Regions from separate parts of the Homo sapiens genome. Here region 1 is linked to region 2. The links are chromatin loops, found by intact Hi-C in ENCODE. Cell type or tissue: A673. All regions are shown on one strand.

The links. A loop is a pair of places that touch in the nucleus more often than their neighbours do. Peaks named below come from ENCODE experiments on the same cell type or tissue, not always from the same donor. Only the 100,000 strongest peaks of a DNase experiment are listed, where the experiment ranks them.
Region 1: a loop joins it to region 2, with 3 times the contacts of the local background. A loop is called at or near these places in 10 of 110 quality-filtered maps.

Annotation. Positions count from the first base shown.
Region 1 is chr3:116,863,334-116,865,833 of GRCh38, reverse strand. No RefSeq gene overlaps it. Among named protein-coding and RNA genes, the nearest start is that of MIR4447, 14 kb to the right of the region's middle. In A673, a CTCF peak has its summit at 1,295; a DNase peak (open chromatin) is centred at 1,273.
Region 2 is chr3:117,996,364-117,998,863 of GRCh38, reverse strand. It overlaps LINC03051 (long intergenic non-protein coding RNA 3051), which reads left to right and starts at 1,285. Exons shown (of 3, transcript NR_182298.1): 1 at 1,285-1,682. RefSeq lists an enhancer at 1,068-1,614. In A673, a CTCF peak has its summit at 1,202 (motif pointing right); a DNase peak (open chromatin) is centred at 1,253; H3K4me3 peaks cover 837 bases.

The DNA.
Region 1 (2,500 bases), 1.1 Mb after region 2:
ATCTGTGGAGCTACATACATGACTACATCAGCAACTTTGCTTTTTAGGGGTTCATAGTTTATTGAAGGAGAACTTATATAAAAAGATAGTTACAATAAACTGAGAGACCCTTTACATAAAGGTGTGTGTCTATAGCTATATCTATATGTGTATCTGTAAGTATAAGCACATAGGACAGTTAACCTCACTTAGGAAGCTCAGAGAGGTAGCATTTGCCCTGGGGTTTTGCACAATAAATACATGATTGAATAAGGTGTTTACCTGGTGAGAAAAGGAAGGAAGATTATTTCTGGCAGAGAGAACAGCATGTAAAAGGCTTGGAGGTGTGATATAATTTGACATATAAAGAGAATCCCTCAGGAATATATGTGGCTGGATTGTACAATGCGTAAGGAGGAAGCCTGAGAAAAGAAAAAGTTGAGATAAATGAGGCCAGGTCATAAAGGGGCCTTATAAGTTTCATTAAGGTATATGTATGTGTATGTGCACTTTATCCTATATATAAGTCATATCCATCCCAGTTTTTTAGGGAAAAGAGTTATATGCTCAGATGCGTGTTCAAGAAGACCACTCTTCATGTTTGTGGTTAATATATGGTTGGGAAAGATATGAAATGGAGAATGTTCACCTAATAGCCTACCACAATCTTCTAAGGAAGAAAAATAAGGAATTGAACTAAACCACGAGCAACAGGCCTTACAAGGTGACTGTGGATTTCAGCAATATTTATATGAGTGAATCCACAAGTCAAGGTGATTGATTGGCATGTAAAAGAGAAGAAAGAGTAAAAGGTGTCCCTGGGGATCCTATTTTGGGAAATTTAGGAATGAAAGAACTGTGTGGCAGTGATCACCTGGAAAAAGAGGAAGACAACCTGTCCCTGAGATCCCGTTATAATAAGAGCAATGCTTGGTGTTCAGATTCTTTTCTAGTTGCTATGAATACTGATCACATTTATTCAGATGGGAAATTCAGGTGGAGTAGGAAAAATATTAAACATCTGGGGTATCTCTACCAACGTCATATTTTTAAAAAACAATATTGCTTTGAAATCTTGATGCTGAAATTACAAGGCAGACACTTAAAATATCAGCTGTCTTTGGCGAGGAATCCTTTTAAAGAGTAACGCTCAACTTTGCATGTTTATGAACTCCTTCATGGACAGTCGCGGCAACTTATTTTTTGGCGTCAAACCATCTCTATGAGTTCTCCACTTTTTTGTCCGTCTCACTTAAACCAAATTACATGTGTGACTTGGCAAGTCTTAGATGTGTGCCTGTTTGTGAGTTAACACTGCCACCTAGCATCTGAAGGGGATTTTTGTTTGCCTTCTAAAGAAAATCCAATTTCTCCTCCAGGCATCAGTGCCAGAACTCCTACCTTGAAAGGAACGTGTTTACGATTAATTAGCGTTGCAGGTGAAGAGCTTCTCATTGTTACATCAACATTTCGGCGTGCTGTGCTAAACATTCGGAGTGTCCATCACCGGAAAGTGGCAGAGAGAAGTTAGCATAGCAGCGTGTTTGTGCGTCTGCTGACCATGCACGTATGTTTCACTTCAGAGATGGAGAGGAAAAAGGGAAGGGGGGGAGGCAACTTACAGAACAATGAAAAGCACGCAGCTGGACCTGCAGGGGAGTCAGCAACAAATCACCGAAGAATGGAAGAGTTGGCAAGAGAGGGAGTGGCGGGGGCAGAAGGGATTTAGCAACATATAGAAACATGGAAGGAAAGGGAAGGAGGGGAAATGGTATAGGCAGATAGATGACACAGAAACATAAATATGTGAGTCACTGAAAGCAAAAAAAAAAACCTTTTCAGGATCTTTTTCTCTTTCCTTTTCTCTCTTCTCTCGTTTGGCTGAATGCATCACCGCAAGTTGGCTAGCCTTACTGCTTAGAACCAGCGTTTCTTGGTCAAGGCTTAAGTGTTTTTTTGTTTGTTTGTTTGTTTGTTTTTTCTGATTTGCATTTCTTGGGTTTGAACACAGTGTTCTTTAGTGCTTCATTAGTTTTCATTTGTATAATACATGCATCAAAGATAGACAGGTATTTAGGTTCAGTTATTATTAAACTTGTCTAAAGGAACTTTGGGGTTCTGAATTCTAAGCTGTGTGTACCTGTGTTCAGGATTCTACAAAGATCACAGAAATATGCCCCCTTGTGCCTCTAGGTGTCTTGCAAAGATGTCAAAAAGCAAATTTTGTACAGTACTTTGAGCTGCGTGTGAGAACACCATTATTTCTCCCTGATACCCTCTGCTGTGACAGTTTTATGTTTAAAAGTCTTTAACAGTTTGCTTTAGGGAAATGTGTATACATCTGAAAGAAAGTTCCCAGGTCCTGATTCCTATGGTGTTTCCTTATCAGAAACAACCCTACACCAGATTCACAATTTATCACTGTCTGACTTTTCTTTCCTGGGTTGCTGTCTTTTTTCTTGTCTTGCTTTCTTCCTTTCTTTACTTCCTCCAGTGTAAACAAACTAATATTCCAATCCCC
Region 2 (2,500 bases):
GACATCTTAGACACATTTACACATTGTCGTGGTGAGACTGATGATCAACTGAAATTGGAGAAGAGAGAATTAAATATACTTCTAAAAGTTCTTGAAGCCTGTGAAACAGGGAAGTTGGAAAAGGGGAATAATTCCTGAAGAAAATCACGTGGGTATAGATAAGAAGTTCTCAACTGGGTCAGTTTTTCCCTCCAGGGGGCATTTGGCAATGCCTGGAGATGTTTTTGGTTGTCATAACTAGGAGGATGAGGGTTGTGCTACTGTCAGCTGGTGGACAGAAGCTAGGGATGTTGCTATAAATCCTATAGTGCACAAGACAGCCCCACACAGTAAAGAATTATCTGGTACAGTATGTCAGTAGTGCCAAGGTGGAGAAACCTAGCATAGATATTACAAACAGTTGGAAGGGACCAATATTCATTATCATGTAAATACATGGATGAATAAAATGAAATTCAGAGATTGAATGACTTAGTTAAGGTCCCCAACGAGTGGAGGCCACAGTAACAGAACTGAAATCCAGCTTTCCTAACTACTAGTCAGTGCTCTTCAGAGCGGCCCCATCTGCCTACTCACCCAACTCAGCCCTGGCCCTGAGTCATCCAGTTTGAGATGCTTGGTACCCAGCTGGGAAGTCTAAGCTGAGGGCTAAGCACGAGGTTAGTGGTGGAGGTTTCCATCCTCGTGTAGCTGTAATAGACCTTTTATTTCCAAGTAACTTAAAGAAATTATAACAGAAGATATAAACCAAGAAGTGCAGAGGAACCCAGAGGGCTCTTGGAGGGAAGGTCAGAAGTGCCAGAATTGTTTTGACCCAGTGACTTTGAAATCAAATAAAAAGGAATGGCACACGCTGTGAAGCGCAGCATCAAAATCAAGTAGGATGAGGCTTCAAAAGGCCATTGGACTTTTTGGTGGAGGTCATGGTGACATTTGGAGAAAAATTTCCATAGAGTTGTTAGGAAAGCACTGGAGATTTCTGAGAGGGAGAGGAGCAATGAGGTGATGAAGATGTGCGGCTAGCATGTTCCAAGAGCTTCCTCGTGAAAAGGAGAAATTCAGGACTTATGGGACAGCAAGGTCAAGTCAAGGATTTAAGAAGGCAAGAGCTTCACCTGTGTTTGCTGAGAGCAGAGGGGACTTTGGCGGCGTTGGATAGACTTGGCACAGACACACAGCGAAGAAGAGCCGCGGCGATGCCGTTCTGTGAGCACTAGATGGCAGTAGCGGGGCCCTTTCGGCTCGGTTCGCGGTCCTATAAGGCGCTGCTTGTTTAAGTACATCGCATTTAGTTGAAGCTGCAGGGGAGTGAGGGAGAGGAGGATAGGAAGCAGGAAAGCGGGAGAGCTCGAGGGACAAGGGGGCTCGGTGTGTTTACACCAGGCACGGGCTACGAGCGTCCATCCCGGCCCCTGGCTTGCGCTCCCGAAGAGGAGAGCAAGGCTGTTCTGGGATCCGGCCGTCGTGCGGCAAGAGGCTTGTCTGTCCGGGTTGCCGGAACCAGGAGAACCCAGAGGGAAACCGAGGGAAAGGAGCGGCGCGTTTTACTAGAGAGAGCGCGAGCGGAAGAGGCGAGAGCAGGAGCGCGCGAGGGAGCATCGAGCGCAGCGGAGACATGAGGACCTACTGGCTGCACAGCGTCTGGGTGCTGGGCTTTTTCCTGTCCCTCTTCTCATTGCAAGGTAGGGGGAGGATTCCCTGACCCCTTGCGCCCCCTCCTCCCTGCCGCCGGGCTCCGGGGTGGTCGGTGGAGTAAGAAGCGCTCCGGTTCTGGATGGAACAGGGTTTATTTACAAGTCCTGCGGTGCGCTCCCTGCCCTGCCAGCTCTGCGCCCAGGCTGGGTCCTGAGGCGTGCGGGATTGTGCGGACAGACTTGCTGCAACATCGGTGTTGATGGGGAAAGAAGCCAGGGCTTGTGTGTGTGTGTGTGTGTGTGTGTGTGTGTGTGTGTGTGTGCGCGCGCGCGTGTGAACGGGGGGCAGGATAGAGCGGCGTGTTTTGTGTGTGTGTGTGTGTGTGTGTGTGTGTGTGTGTGTGTGTCTTGGTGGGGTGGGGGCTTTTGCGCGAGGTGGTGGCGACGGAGCTGGGGTTGCTCCTCTGTAAACTCCAAGAGCCGCGGTGGTGTTCGCTATCCCCGTGTCCCCGGTGCTGATATCACTGCATTCCTCCTCTTTCAGGAGGGAATTGGCATTAAGTTTAGGAGGCTAGGTATCCGCTTGGCACCTGGTACTTGTATCTCTCTGCAAAATAGCCCCACCAGATTCTTCTGCCCCGAGATGGAGGAGGGATGCGGGAGGGAAGGGAACGGTGAGTGGGGTGGGGGGAGGGGGACACGGGGAGGGGGGGAGGAGGAGAAGAGGGAGGGAGGAAGAGAGTGGGGTGGGGGAGAGAGAGAGAGAGAGAGAGAGAATGAATACGAGAATTCACGGGTAATCGCTGCGCTGGCTCATAATGGTCAATGTATTTCATGCTTGCAGGACAAAATTGCTAGCGCTGGGT